Linked DNA regions of Mus musculus: region 2 is linked to region 1. The links are chromatin loops, found by intact Hi-C in ENCODE. Cell type or tissue: gastrocnemius. All regions are shown on one strand.

The links. A loop is a pair of places that touch in the nucleus more often than their neighbours do. Peaks named below come from ENCODE experiments on the same cell type or tissue, not always from the same donor. Only the 100,000 strongest peaks of a DNase experiment are listed, where the experiment ranks them.
Region 2: it touches region 1 in a loop (2.1-fold over the local background); 3 of 42 quality-filtered maps call a loop at or near these places.

Annotation. Positions count from the first base shown.
Region 1 is chr11:88,804,108-88,812,107 of GRCm38, forward strand. No RefSeq gene overlaps it. Among named protein-coding and RNA genes, the nearest start is that of 4930556N13Rik, 43 kb to the right of the region's middle. In gastrocnemius, no CTCF peak of the experiment used is centred here; no DNase peak of the experiment used is centred here.
Region 2 is chr11:88,748,990-88,756,989 of GRCm38, forward strand. No RefSeq gene overlaps it. Among named protein-coding and RNA genes, the nearest start is that of C030037D09Rik, 34 kb to the left of the region's middle. In gastrocnemius, no CTCF peak of the experiment used is centred here; a DNase peak (open chromatin) is centred at 3,931.

The DNA.
Region 1 (8,000 bases):
AGGTACACGCCTTACAGTTAAGAATGGTACACAAGCCGGGCATGGTGGACACACCTTTAATCCCAGCACTCGGGAGGCAGAGGCAGGTGGATTTCTGAGTTCGAGGCCAGCCTGGTCTACAGAGTGAGTTCCAGGACAGCCAGGGCTACACAGAGAAACCCTGTCTCGAAAAAAGCAAAAAAAAAAAAAAAAAAAAAAGAATGGTGCACAAAGTGTTTTGCTAAGTACTGGTCACTCTGCTGAAAGACTGAAGGTCAGGAAATAGTTGTGGAAACCCCTTTATCTATGGTCAGGTGCATGGCACTAGTGCCTAGTGGCTAAGTCTGGGGTGTTGCAGAACCCCTTGATTTGGGAGGTCTGAGGAGTCTTGGATAACTGGTATCAGAATTGAATTTGATTGTTGGACACTCCTTTGGTGTTTCAGAATTGGAGAAGGGACTTGTAAATTCTCTCAGGGTTTCCACATAGGAATACTATAAATCCATTGTTAGATTTTTTTTTCTCTTAGTATCTTTGTGCTTTTGTGACACCACTGTAACTAATATGGATTTGGAAAAAAAATCCGTGTGTACACACACACACACTGGTCAAAGGAGTCAGTTCTCTCTTGCTGTCTTATGAAATTCAGCTCATTAGACCTGTGCACAAGTGTCTCTAGCCACTGAGCAATCTTATTGGCCCAATAGTAAGTTTTAAAATTCACTTCCCAACTGTTTATTGTTGGTGCGTGGGAAGCTAGTCATTGTATTATCTTCTGTTGAGGTCCTTGTTAGCCGACTTAATACTTGTAGCTGATATTTAGATATTTAGTTTGTTTTTGGACTTTTTAGATTTGTTTTAGGGTGTGTGTGTGTGTGTGTATGATGTACATGTGTATGTGCACTTATGCATAGGTGTCTGTGGAAGGGCATCAGATCCCCTGACACAGAAACTACTGGCAGTTATGAGCTGCCCGATATGGATGCTAAGAACCAAGCCCTGGTCCTCTGTAAGAGCAGCGAGTGATCTTAAACACTGAGCCACCTCGCAAGCTCTTGCAGTTTTTTTATACAGTTCCTGGGATTTCATGTGTATTCCAAACCATCCATGGATAAGGACCAGTTTACTTTTTGCCTGATAACCATAAGCTTGCTTGCTTTATTTATTTATTGCCTTATTCTGTGAGATTCTGTTAAGTCACAGTGATAAGAATAGATACAGTCACCTTGTTCTAATAAATAGCTAAGCATCAGGTGGAGGTATCAGAAAAGCACTGGGTATTAGAAGAAAAACCTGTGCGTTTTTTAGAGGGGAGGATGCACCAACAACCCCATACATATTCAAAAACCAACTGGAAAAAAAAAACAACACTAAACTCTTGAGGGATAAAAATCACTAAGCAATCTAGGAGTAGAAAGAACTCAAGTTAGCCTCAATTTTTAAAAAGAGTGGCTGAGCACACCTTGAATCCCAGTACTCGGGAGGCAGAGGCAGGCAGATCTCTGTGAGTTTGAGACCAGCCTGGTCTACAAAGAGAGTGCAGGACAGCCAGAGCTCTGTTACACAGAGAAACTCTGTCTCCAAAAATGGGAAAAGAAGAAGGAGGAGGAGGAGGAGGAGGAGGAGGAGGAGGAGGAGGAGGAGGAGGAGGAGGAGGAGGAGGAGGAGGAGAAGAAGAAGAAGAAGAAGAAGAAGAAGAAGAAGAAGAAGAAGAAGAAGAAGAAGAAGAAGAAGAAGAAGAAGAAGAAGAAGAAGAAGAAGAAGAAGAAGAAGGGAAAGAAAAGAGAAAGAAAGAAAGAAAGAAAGAAAGAAAGAAAGAAAGAAAGAAAGAAAGAAAGAAAGAAAGAAAGAGAGAGAAAGGGAGGAAGGAAGAAAGGGAAGAAGGAAGGAAGGGAGGAAGGAAGGAAGGAAGGAAGGAAGGAAGGAAGGAAGGAAGGAAGGAAGTTCTCTGTACTGGTGAGATGGTGAAGTGTGTAAAGGAACTTACCACACAAACCTGTAGAGGACCAACTCCACAACGTTGTCCTCTGACCTCAAGATGTACGTGCTATGACCCATGTGCCCACAGGCATACACCACACACAATACATTAATAAAGGTAATTTTAAAAGAAAACCAGTTTGTTACCTAAAACTTGCTGGCAAAATACTGAAAGCATCTTGCTGAGATGGGGACTCAGACAAGGAAGTCCACCTGTGTTGGTTTGAATGAGAGTCCTAACCCCCATATTTGAATACTTGGTCCCCAGTTAGTGGAACTGTATGGGAAGAATGAGGAGGCGTGGCCTCAGAGGAGGGGTGTCAAAGAAGCTGGGGTTGCTTTTGAGGTTTCAAAAGACGGTCTAGATGCTCTTGCTCTCTGCCTACTGCTTTGCAGATCAAGATGGGAGCTCTCAGCTGTTCCTGCTGCTTTGACTCCATCCTGCCATCATAGACTCTAATCTTCTGAAATCATAAGCCTAACTCAACGCTTTCTTTTATAAGTCACCTCGGTCATGGTACCTTGCTTGTCACCATAGTTAGTAGAAAACTAATACACCATTTCTGCTGAACTAGACATTCTGATCAGGGCAAAGTGGAAGGGAAGAGGGCAAAGCAAGACTCTGCCTTTACAGACGAGGTGGTCTTACATAGATAAAACCCTAGAGAAGGGCTGTGGATATAGATCAGTGGCAGAACACTTGGCCAGCAGTCACAGTACTATGAATTCAACCCCCAGCATCCTCACCATCACCACAGCAAAGGAAGGCTTTGAAGAGATCACAAACACAGAAAACGAAACCTATCAGAGTTAACACATAAGTTCAGCAAACTATCAATATATCATAATAATAATATACAGCAAAGTATCAATAAAGAAAGTTAATTCTAAGGCCGGAGAGATGGCTCAGAAGCTAAGAGCACTGGCTGCCTTTCCAGAGGACCTGGTTTTGGTTTCTCACACTCACATGGTAGCTCACAACCATCTGTGACATCAGCTCCAGAGGATCTGGTGTCTTGTTTTGCCTTCTACAGACACCAGGCAGTGCTCTTAACTGCTGAGCCATCTCTCCTGTCCCAAGATAACTAATTTTTTTTGTCTGAGTCAATGTCACTTCAAATTCTTTCTTTTCTTTATTTTTTTTAAGAAATCTTTTCTCTTCATTTTCTTTTTTGTTTGTTTGTTTGTTTGTCTGTTTGTTTGTTGGAGGCGGGGGGGGGGATCGAAGCAGAGTTCATTTGTATAGCCCTGGCTGTCCTGGAATTCACTTTGTAGACCAGGTTGGCCTTGAAGTGCTGAGATTAAAGGCGTTTTGCACCATCACTGCCCAGCTACTTGTTTCCTTTTTAGATTAACTTATTTTTATTTTATCCAAATGGGTATTTTGCCTGCATGCTTCTGTCTGCACTATGTGTAGTTGGTGCCCTTGTAGGTTAGAAGACAGCATCCGATCCCCTGGAACTCGAAATCTGAGCTGCCATTGTAGGTTCTGAGACTTAGATCCTCTGTAGGAACAACCAGTCAGTCCTCTCAACCACTTGAGCCATCTCTCTAGCTCCCAGTATTTTCTTTAAAAAAATTTTTTTTAAATCTTATGTGTATGAATATCTTACTTGCTTAGGTGTACGGGCACCAGGTAGATGCCAAACCTTCTTGAAGGCAGAGATTTTGAATAGAAGCGTCTGGACCATAGGATGCTATCACAGTGGCAAGGAAAAAGTCAAAGGAGTGAAGTTTCAAAACACTGAGAAACCATGGAGGTGGCCAGCTGTCGTGTGAGCCAGGGAACTCAACAATCTTAACTCTTATCCCAATCTACTGGTCCCTTTTCAAGTGACATGGACTGAAAAGAAAGAACTCAATGCCAAGCCCAGGATGGCCAGAAAGGACCTGGATCCTGTCTCCTTTGTCTCTTCCTACAAAATCCTAAGGGACGGAACTGACAGAAAGCAATGCCAGACAGGTGCAAGGAACCCTCACGTGACCCAGGGAGACCTGGGTGATGATTGGCATGGGAGGTCACATCCACTCTGAGCTGTGAAGAGACAAAGGAACCTCCGCAGATGGAGTAGGGCTTTTCGGGAGCCCTGTGGGCAGAGTGTGGAACGCTCACTGCAGAGTGAATAGGCAAACCCCAAAAGCCCAGACTGCACTTCATCTCCTGACCCATCATCACCCTTTCCACAGGCTCTGCTAACCCCACTCTCAGATTCTCAGATGCTTTGTGAAAAATCCATCCTCAGCTAGATGGGACTCTCCAAGGGCTGGAGCGAGGACATAGTAGATTAAATGTCTGACACAGAAACCGGAGGGCTCGAGTTCAGAGTTCAGAGCACCAGTGTCCAGGTTTAAAAAGAAACATGCTGGTGAGATGGGAGAGGCGGCTCATTGATTGAGCGCCGATGATGCTCTCGCTGAGGACCTGGGTTCAGTTCCTGGCACCCAGATTAACATGACTCATGGCCACTTATAATTCAGAAGACAGGACACCACCTTCTGGTCTCCACGGGCAACTGCATGCATGTACAAACATCTCCAAATGGACACACACAGGCATGACCCGCTCCCCCTGCCCCGCCCCCCCCCCCCCAGAGCTCACCAGACAGGCAGTTCAGTCAATCAGAGAGCCCTGAGCTCAATAAGAAACCATGACTAAAAATATAAGGTGTAAAATGAACGGACACCTGAGGTCAGCCTCTGGTCTCTCTGTATACATGTGCACACATGCACACACATGTGCACACACTTACTCCATAGGCACAAAAACAAACACACACACACACACACACACACACACACACCTCAATTCATTAAGACATTAAATGCCCCAGTTGCTCAGACTTGGCTTCTGCCAATGATGTCATCTGTTCTAGACCTAGGTTCCTTCCTCCTGCCTGGTCATTTCTCTGGCTACTTATGTCCCTGGCCTGAAGCATCTCTGTTCTGACTATTCACCTCTTTGGTCCTGTCCACACCCAGCTAAAAGATTAGATTCCCCTTCTCTCTTCCCCACCCAGCACTCAGGGTGCCTCTGCCACAGTCCAGTCCTTTCTTGCCTTTTCCCTACCAGTGGTTAACAAGACGGCCTTTATTTAAATTGATTAGCCCTCCAGGGAAGCTTCCCACCCCTGTAAATTAATGGGGCCAGACAAGGTCACAGATGTGGTCTGCAACAGCCCACAGACCTATTTAGAGCATACAATATTTCTTTTATTTAGGTGAGTATTTTAAGTTGGGAACGTCTACTTTAAAGCTCCGTCTTCTCCAGGAAACCAGGGCAGCTTGGTGGAGCTGATGCATAGAGAAGCGTTCTTTTTTACCTTCCTAGGATGGTAAAGCAGCAGACACAAGCTTCCCTATTTCTTCAGTAATGAATCACCAGATTACAGTTCATCATCCAGGGATGGAGAGATGGCTCAGTGGTCAAGAACGTGTGCTGCTCTTGTAGAGGACCTGAGCTCGCTTCCCAAAGGCCAACTAGGGCCTCTGACTATTACTCCAGCTCCAGGAGGATCTGTTGTCTCTGGCCTACCATGGGCATCTCCACATCCACACATACTTGTGCAACTCCACACAGACACACGCACACACAGACACACACACAAGCACATACACACTTAAAAAAAAAAAAGATTTCATCATTGTAGGACAAGGGTGTGGCTCACTGTTAGAAGGCTTACGAATGCCAAGCTTACCCACTGGCTCACACCTTTAACCCTAGCACTCTGGAAGCAGAGGCAGACAGGTCTCTGTGAGTTCGAGGCCATCCAGAGCTACGTGGTGAAATCTATCTGGGGAAAAAATGTTTATTCATCATGAACAAGGCTCTGGGTTACAAAGAGGGAGAGGGAGAGGAGGAGGAGGGAGAGGGAGAGGAGGAGGGAGAAGAGGAGGAGGGAGAGGGAGAGGAGGAGGAGGGAGAGGGAGAGGAGGAGGAGGGAGAGGGAGAGGAGGAGGGAGAGGAAGAGGGAGAAACAGAAAGACTAGTTAAAGATCTCACCATGCTAAGGCAGGGTGTGGCTCACTAGTAGAGTGCTGGCCTAGCCTGGACAAGATGCTGGGTTCTGTCCCCAGCAATGGGAGTCATGCATGGAACTGGAAAAAAATATTTTTTAATCACCCTTAGAAATAATTAACACCAGTTTTCTAAAAAGCACTGTTGCTTGTAGATTCTACCTAGAGAGCACCTCCCCCTCAGCAGTGAGCTGGGGACAGCAAAATACATCTGCAAGGTAATCCAACTGAACGCTGACTTCTGAACAGCATCATGAATACCTGAACAAATCCTGCCCACCTCCAACCATTTAGGCAATTTCCAACACATTTCCCGTGCATAATTATGTGAGGACCTTGGTCGTAAAACATGCCGCTGAGAACTTCGGTGAAATCAGCACAGATTAGTATTTGTAAGAAAAATGCCTCCTTGCAAGGTAGGCCCGTCAGCAGCTACTCAATGGGTTTCCAGCGTGCCATTTCCCACCTACCCAGTGGGCTCCAATCAGCTCACCCTCGGGTCTCTGGAAAAACCATACAGAGCAAGCATCCAATCCCAGAAGGGAACTCAATTAGCATCTAGCTGGAACTGAGCAGAATGGCTCCTAAAGCTTGGGATTTTGAACTTGAAAGCAGAAGTCAGTATGTGACTGAATATTAGGGAAAGGGGTCCTTCATTTTCCTTCAGGAACCTGCGCCTGGCCTCACCTCCCTGGTGATAACGAGGTTCAGTGGTTCTCAGCTAGCCTGCAACGTTAGTACATTTAGGGGCTTTTAAGAAAAATGCCTGTACTTGGACTATTGAAGACCAATCCAGGCAGATCTTCAGAGAGGTCCAGCTGGCATGGTGTGGTGTGTGTGTGTGTGTGTGTGTGTGTGTGTGTGTGTGTGTGTGTGTGTGTGTGTGTGTGTGTGTGTACACGCACACAGGTGCATATGGAAGCCAGAGTTGATGTCAAATGTCTCCCTATCAAGATGTCACCCACACAAGTGACTCATGAAAACACCATGATGAGACCCAGTGTGTCACACAAGAACCTTACATTTTTATTTAGACCCACTGAGATGGCTCAGTGCGTAAATGCACTGGCCACCCAGCCTGACAACCTGAATTGTATCTCCAAGATCCACACGGTGGAAGGAGAGAGCCAAGCCCCACAAGCTGTCCTCTGACCTTCACACGCCATGACACATATATAAAATAAACAAAATTGATTTAAAAAAAAACAAACAGCCAGGCTTGTTGGTGCACACCTTTAATGGCTGAAGTACTCTGGAACCAGAAGCAGGCAATGTCAATGAGTTCAAGGCCAGCCTGGTCTAAATAGTAAGACCCTGTCTCAGAGAGAAAGGGGGAAGGGGAGGGGGAGGGGGAGAGGGAGGGAAATTGGACAAAAGATATAGTCTCTCATTCCATTGACTCTACCCCTTGTGTCATGTTAGGTATTTTGTTTGCTTGTTTCTTTGTGACAGGTCTCATGCATCCCAGGCTAGCTTTGAACTCACTAGGTAGCTGAAACTTTCCTTTGCCTCCAGATCCTCCCACTTTCATCTATTAAGTGCTGGAGAGAGAGAGAGAGAGAGAGAGAGAGAGAGAGAGAGAGAGAGAGAGAGAGAGAGAGAGAGAGAGAGAGAAGAGAGAGATACACACAGGAAGACACACACAGAGAGAGAAGGTAGGCTTACGGTAGGAAGATTGCTATGAGTTCTAGGCTAGCCTGGGATACAAATCAACATCTGACTAAAAAACAGAGTCAGGTAGTAAAATATGTCATGATTGCGCCTGGAGAGATGCTCAGAGGTTAAGAGCACCAGCTGCTCTTCCAGAGGACCCCAGTTCAAATCTCAGCATCCACATGGCCGCTCATAACTTCCTGTAACTCCAGTTCCAGGGGATCCCAGACCTTCATGCAGATATACACACAGCCAAAACATGAATGCACATGAAATAAAAATAAATAATTTTTAAAACAACGTCATGATTCAAGTCGCTAAATACCTATCATGTTTGGTCTTTAATGTAAGTGAGGCCTGTTTTCAGAAGCGAT
Region 2 (8,000 bases), 55 kb before region 1:
CTCCAGCCCTGACATGACTTTTTAGTACCAGAATTTTGAAGCCTCAGCCAAAAATTGAGACATCCTTTGATATTCAATACTGACACGTAAAACAAACAAGGAAAATTAATCTCAGAAAGTTTACATAACCTACCTGGTCATGTAATTAAGAAATGGCATAATTTGAACTCGGATCTGTTGGGAAAAGAAAGACTATTCTTTCTTCTGGACTATACCACTACAGCTAGGGAAAGCTGGGCAGGATTTGTCACACTGTGTGCAGACACAGGATTGCGTGGTGTGAAAGAATTCTCAAGTTTCCTTCATCTGTCTAAAAGACCAGACTGTGGCAAATGAGAGAGCGGTGTTGCGCGTGTCCTCCAAATGGCCGTGGAACGACATTCCTCCCAAGTCCTGAAGCAGGTGCAGAGGTCAGAGGCCACCAGTCTCTAATTATCAGCCCTAGCCTCCTGGAGCTTATTTGAATAATTCCAACCAGGAACCAGAATTGCCAATATGCACTTAAGTTTTTGTTCACAAAATTATCTTAGGTCATGGAGCCCAAGACAGTTTGCTTCTGTGACTCCTTCAGAACACCTGGGAGTCATCCTGAGGGAGGAAGGCGAAGCCCAAGCAAATGTTCAAGATGGAAACAGCTCGTGTTACAGCCACAGGTGAAGAGAACCAGGTGCCTGGCTGTCTTCCACGACCCTTGAATGAAATCTCGCTTACATTTTCAAAATATTAATTCTTCTAAGGGCTAGAACATTTGAATTATATAAAGGTACCTCAAAATGCCATTCTTGTGGGGCTGGAGTGATAGCTCAGCAGTTAAGAGCATTGGCTGCTCTTCCAGACGACCCAGCTGTGATTGCCAGCACCCACGTGGCGGCTCACAACCATTTCTAACCCCAGTTCCATGGGATCCAACTCTCTCCTCTGGTCTCATAGACATGCAGTGGTACACAGAGATACATGCAGACAAAATACCTACATACATAAAACAATAAGATAATAATAACATTTAAATGTCATTCTTGGAGAAATGCCTTCCAGAATAGGAAACATTTAACAAACCTCTGCCTCCAGTGTTCGTAGTTACACTATTCTTTGTTTTTCCAGACAGGGTTTCTCTGTGTCACTCTGGCTGTCAGGGAATTTTCTCTGTAGATCAGGAAGGCATCAAACTCATAGAGATCCACCTGCCTCTGCCTCTGCCTCTGCCTCTGCCTCTGCCTCTGCCTCTGCCTCTGCCTCTGCCTCTGCCTCTGCCTCTGCCTCTGCCTCTGCCTCTGCCTCTGCCTCTGCCTCTGCCTCTGCCTCTGCCTCTGCCTCTGCCTCTGCCTCTGCCTCTGCCTCTGCCTCTGCCTCTGCCTCTGCCTCTGCCTCTGCCTCTGCCTCTGCCTCTGCCTCTGCCTCTGCCTCTGCCTCTGCCTCTGAAGTGCAGGATTAAAGGTGCATGCCGCCACCACCACCACCTAGCAGCTGTACTATTCTTAATAAGAAAATGTAGATATAACTAAAACAGCCCCAAACTCACAGAGATCCACCTGCCTCTGCCTCAGTTGCCGAGAGTCCATGTTGTGTTGTGTGTGGTTTTAATTTCATTCTGTTTTGTCTTCTTGTTTCATCTGTTTTGATTTCCATTCTTGTGGTTTTGTTTGAAATAGAGAGAAAGAAGAAACGAACACACAGTTGGATGAGTAGGGAAGTGGGGAAGATAGGAGGAGTTCGGGAAGGAGTCCTGACTCTCCCTTCCCTGTGTGTCCCTCACAAGAGCAGGAGCTACAGTGCCCTTACATACCATTCTGTCCCTGACACATAGACTGGCCCTGGCACATGGTAGGTTCTTCATAAATATTTGGTGAATAAATTAACCAGTCTTGGGCTAGAGAGATGGCTCTTCCAGAGGTCCTGAGTTCAATTCCAACAACCACGTGGTGGCTCACAATTGTCTGTAATGGGATCTGATGCCCTTTTCTGGTATGTCTGAAGAGAGCTACAGTGTACTCATATACATAAAATAAATAAGTCTTTAAAAAAAACTAACCAGTCTTAAGTCTACATCTGTAACTCAAATTCTTATTATTCTCCAAATATCCTACAACACAGCCAAAGCAAGCGCTCAGAAGCCAAACAAATCTAGATATCCAAGCGTCTGGGGTCGTTGTGCTCCCTGGCTTCCCTCCCTGTCACAGAAACGCCTGAGAGGAACTACTTGAGAGAGACAAGACTGGTTTTGATTTACAGCTGCAGAGGTCCATGGTCCATGATCACTTGGCCCCATGGCTTTGGACCTGAGCCAAAGCTGAGCATAATAATAGAGTGTGGCCAGAGAAGACACAAGATAGACCCTTCCAAGCTACCTCCATTCCCTACTTCTTACTGGGTCTCACTTCCTGGAGTATCAACTTCTCTCCAGTAATGACCAAAAAATGGCGAATCCATCAATGGATCTATCCACTCACTAATGCAGTCAAAGCCTTTACGTTCTAATCGCTTCTAAAAGTGCCACCTCTGAACACTGGTGTGTTGGAGCCTTAAGCCTTTGGGAGAGCTACTTCCTAATCAGGCGGTAATAGTCCCATTGGTCTCTGCCTAGATGGTTTCTGACCATCTGGAAATCTGAGCAGACGCTGGCTCATCCTTTGAGGCAGGCTAACATACTTTGTCTTTATGTCCAACAGTCCCAGACTCTCAAGCCTTGTGTTCCATAGCACCCCAAATAGCCTTCTGTGGCTGCACCCTAAAACCATCTATCTACTTTTTCCCTCTTGCACCAAAGGAACTGATTGGCTTCTCTTAAGTCCCCCTGAATCATCAGAGCTACCAAGTGTGAGACACTGTGCTTGGAGTATTATAGGTGATATTTGAGAAATAAACAAACAAGGAGCCATATACTGAAGGATCAGCCTACAGACGGATGCATGCGTGCGTAGATGCATGGGTGCACGGATATGGATTACATACAGGCAATATGAATCGAATTAGAGAGGGAGGCAGCTATCACCAACTGTTCAGACCTGGCAGTGGGAAAGGCAAGAGAATGGTGGCAGAGGCTGTAGTTAGTGGAGAGGGTAGGGAATGGTACCATCAGAATGCCCAGCCATTATCCCTGAGGCACATTGCAGTACTTTCTGAACCACGCAAACAGCAAGTCTTCGAACGAGGAGGAGCAGCTTCGAGTGCTCAAGACCCCCCCACCCCCCCAACCTGGTACAAGCATCTCCTCCTACTGAGCCTGGACCAGCTCTGAAAATTGTGTTCCACTTTTCTTCCTCATCATTTTCCCTTTGACGTTCAGTCCCCCTCAGTCCACTTGTAACAGGAGCATGCTTCATCATGACTCCTAGGCATACCTGTCTCTTCCACCTGGTCAGAATGAGCTGTGCACTCTGGACCTTGTTCAGCACCTGGAGCTCCTTGCTCTGTTTAGTTCCTTGCTGTGTCTGCAGCCAGGTCCACTTGGTGCATAGCCTTCCTCCTTGCCCCGTACACAGTAAGAAGTCTTAGGTCCCAGGGGTACACCTCTCTTCTAGGTCTTTCTTACATGGCAAGCCACTTTGAACCCTGGATTCCTAGGATCTGTAGGGAATGGTAAATTCAGAAACAGGTAGAGCAAAATACATGGCCTATGGAATTATTTCCATGAACAGATAAGGAGATTGGTTGAACAGCTCTCTAAGGCCCATCAGCTGCCTAATACCAGACCCAAGCCCCATGAGAGCTATCCAGTCACCTCCTGTGAGTTGAAGGGACAGAGAGGCATAGTATTCAAGGAAGATAGGTCAAATTGGGTCATGGGATTTTTTTGGTTCCCTTCACACTGGGCTATTAGCCGTAAGTCCTCGTGCTGGAAGACAGTGAGCAAATAGAAGCCCCCGTGGGGAGGGGCTGGGGAAGAGCCCCTCAGTTCTAAACTATAGATGGAGTTGGACTAGGGCCAGGATCCCCCACCTGGAAATAGAGGTGGTGGGGAATCGCCGGGGCTGGCCAAATGACTCAGTGGGTAAGAACACCTTCCGCCAAGCCTGAAAGCCCGAGTTTGATCTCAGGACCCATAGGGTAGCAGGAGAAAACGAGCTTCCATAAGCTCTCTTCCGATCCTTACAGATACACCATGGTATATGTATGTCCACACCTATACCTACTGTATGCATGCAGACAGACAGACAGACAGACATGCAGATGATAGATGAGGAAGATCATGGACTCGTTCACTGGGACATTCCTGTGGGATTGGGTGGGGCCCAAATGCAGAAGCCAGCACCTCGAGAGGGATGAAGCTTGGTGGTTTTGTATTTTTCCATTTATCTTTAATGCCTCTGCTGCTACCATCAGCATGCATACCCATTGCATATAGCAATGCAACACTAGCCAACTGTAGCTGAGTGTTTATCTGAGCAAAGCCACAGGCTGAATATCTTTATCCAGCCAGCCAGCCAGCAAACAATTAAGGGCCAATGTGGATGAGGTGCTAGGAATAGTCAAATGAATGGGATCTACTCTCTGCCGAAGCAGGGACCACTGGGAGCCAGAGAGAGCAGACAGGACACGCGTCAGTATGGCAGAAGTCACCCCGCAGACGTGCAGAGGCCTGTGAGGTGCCTGAGGAGAAATGCATGTTTCTTAGAGATGGAGGTGGACATATTACAGGAGAGGGGGCATCACAGGGCCTTTAGATGCTGCCGGCCAGGCCAGGCCAAACCTTGTGGTATATGCCTGTCTAAGGCCAGCTTGGGCTATATAGCAAGCTTCAGATTGGCCTTGGCTACATAGGAAGACCCCATCCCCAAAAAGAAAAAAAAAGTGGGGGGGGGAATAAAAAGAAAAAAGAAAAAACAGGAAAAAAAACACCATTTGATAGAAGTTAAAAACTGCTTTCCAGGAAGAACGGGTGTTAGGAGGGAGGTCGCAGGGCTAAGAATGTGCATGGAGAATAATGGAGGTGTGATGAGGTGGGACCTAGGTATTCCGGGGACCAGGCTCAGATGTCATCAGCCTAGAGAGGAGAGCAGCTGAATGCTCTTAATGATGCAGTGACAGGGTCAAACAAGGAAGAGTGGTACCCAGAAGCTATTTCTATGGTAATAAGGCAGTCTTTCATGAGTTTTGACATGATGCCTACGAAAAGTCTAAGTCCCTCTGTCAGGTAACCCCCTCTAATGTATAGCTTTTCAAATGAGGTACAGGCTCTATCACTGAGTGAAGTATAGGCACCCCAGTGATGCCTAGGCCCATCTCTGAGGCACAGGACTCTTCAGTGAGGTATAGACTTCCTCACTGAAGTATAAAATCCTCTGTGAAGGACAGGCCCCTTCCATCACTGAAATGCAGGCCTTTATGTGAGGTATAGACCCTTCTGGGAAATGAAGGCCCATCAGTGAGTTATAGGCCCATCATTAAGGTGTGGACTACTCAGTAAGTGTAGGTCTCCTCTGTGTGGTGTAGGACCAACTGTGAGGTACAGGCTACTCAGTGAGTACAAACCTCTTCATGAGGTGTGACCCTCTCTGTGAGGAAAAGGCCCCTTCATGAGATGTGGGCCTTCTCTGTGAGGAATAGGTCTCTCATGAGGTGTGGGCCCTCTCAGAGAGGAATAAGGCACTCTGTGACATACAGGTTGGCACAAGGAAACTGTATCCATTCCTGTCATTCTATCAGCTTGACTTAATATCCCTTGGATCTATGGAAGAGTCGGGGAGTCTGTGTCTGCCCTGGCACTGATGAAACACTCTGTTACACCCTGGACATTTCTGAGGTTAACTTTGTGCATGGCTGAGGGGGTCAGAGTTGAAGCCCCCAGCACCCTACAGACCCTTGCCTGAGCCTCACCCTTTGCCTGTCCTGTTGAGGGTCTGTCTCTGACACACCCTTATGTAACTTACTAGCCCCATCTCAGGGCCTGCTTCTGAGGAACCTAATGTAAGGTACCTCAAGGAGGGAAGGTTGCAGACACAGCTGACGCCAGCCAGGGCTGCACTGACTTCCTGTGGGAATGCCAGACTTAGAAAACGAAAACACAGGATGCCTGTTTAATTTGAATTCCAAATAAACTTTTTTTTTCTTTTTTTCAGACAGAGTCTCATTATGTAGCTCTGGCTGGCCTAGAACTTGCAATTCTCTTACCTCAGTCTTCCCAAGGCTGTGACTGTAAGTGTGCTCTACCACACCCAGCCATATGGTTTTGGGTTTTTTGTGTATGTGTGTGTGACTATTCTCCCTGTAATATTCATAATAAATTCAGACTAAAATATTCATTGTTTATTCAAATTCAAATTAACTGGGTATGCTGTCTTCTTAATTGCTTCTCTATTGCTGTGATAAGACACTATGACCAAGGGAACTTACAAAAGAAAGCATTTAACTTGGGGCTGGCTATTCCAGAGGATTAGAGTCCATGACCATCATGGTGGGGAGCATGACAGCAGGCAGGCTGGCATGGCGCTGGAGTAGTAGCTGAGAGCTTACATCTTGATCTGCAACTGTAAGGCAGAGAAAGTGACTGGCATGAGCCTTTGAAAGCCTACCTCCTCCATCGAGGCCACGCCTTCTAATCCTTCCTAAACAGTTCCACCAACTGGGCACCAAGTATTCATATAGATGAGCCAACGGGGGGGGGGGGGCATTCTCATTCAAACCACCCCAGTTGTTTTTTATATGACAATCTTTAGGAAAAACCCTATTTCTTTTGTTGGCCTCTTCTGGAGGTATATTTACAACTAAATTGGTAGAAAGATAACCAGAAATCAGATCACATATTATTTATTCTTATGCATTTATTATCGTTATCTTGCCTTTCTTCTGCTTTTAAATAAGTTAAATAAAATGTGGCCATTGACCCCCAAAATCCATGGACCCCAGATACTACACCTACCATATTAGTCAGCTTTCTGTTACTATAATAAATAACAAACTTGAGGAGCTGGGAATATGGTTCAGTGGGTAAAGTGCTTGCTGCCCAAGCATGACGACCTTACTTCAACGCCCCAGAATTTATGAAGAAACTAAACTTTGGTGGCACACTTCCATGTTTCCAGAGCTGAGACTTAAAGACAGGCAGATCTTGGGAGTTGATGACCAGCCCATTAGAGCTGGAACAGTGAGCTTCAGGTTCAGTGAGAGGCTCTGCCTCAAGGATAAGAGAGAGAGCAACATAAGAAGACACTGGACATCACTCACTAGCCTTCATGTGTGCATGCACGCCAAGTGTACCTTCACACACATCCATATATGCATACACCCTACCCCACATACATGCAAATAAGATACTCTAGATAATCAGCTTCATGCAGAGAAAATTATTTTCCCTCACAGTTTTGGAGAGTCCGGTCTATGAGTAGTTGTCCTCATCATTTTGAGTCTGAGGTAAGTTAGAACATCATCCTAGGAATGTATGATGGAGCCAAGAGTTCAACTCATGTTCAGGAAGCAAAAGAGAGGGATAGAACCAGACTCCTGCAATCTCCTTGAAAGCTTAGTCTTCAAATAACATAAGACTTCATATTAGGACCCATACTTTAAGGGTTTCGCCATCTCTATGAGGGTTTGAGTTGTCAACTTGACAGAAGGCAGACTTCCCTAGGAAATGGACCTCTCTCTAGGTATACCTGCAGGGGATCATCTTAACTGCATGAATTGAAGAGGGAAGACCCACCTGAGTTTCCCTGGCTGTGCCCTGGATCTAAGCAGAAACATCCATCCATTACTGTTTCTGATTTCGGGATGTGATGTGGCCAACTCCCTCAAGCTCCCGCCCCTGTGATTTCACCCACTAAGATGGACAGAAACCCTGGACTGAGAATTAAGATGAACTCTTTCCTCCTTAAGTTGCTTTTTTTTCTTTTTCCGTTATTTAATCGCAGCAATAGGATATAAAACTGAAACAACTCCTTCATAATACCATCTTGGAGAGCAAGCCTTCAATACATGCCCTTTAGGGCACATGGAAGGTCTAATCCACAGCATATGCTATCCCAGCGGATAATTCAGCCTGGTGCGAGTTCATAAAGAGCCTTGAA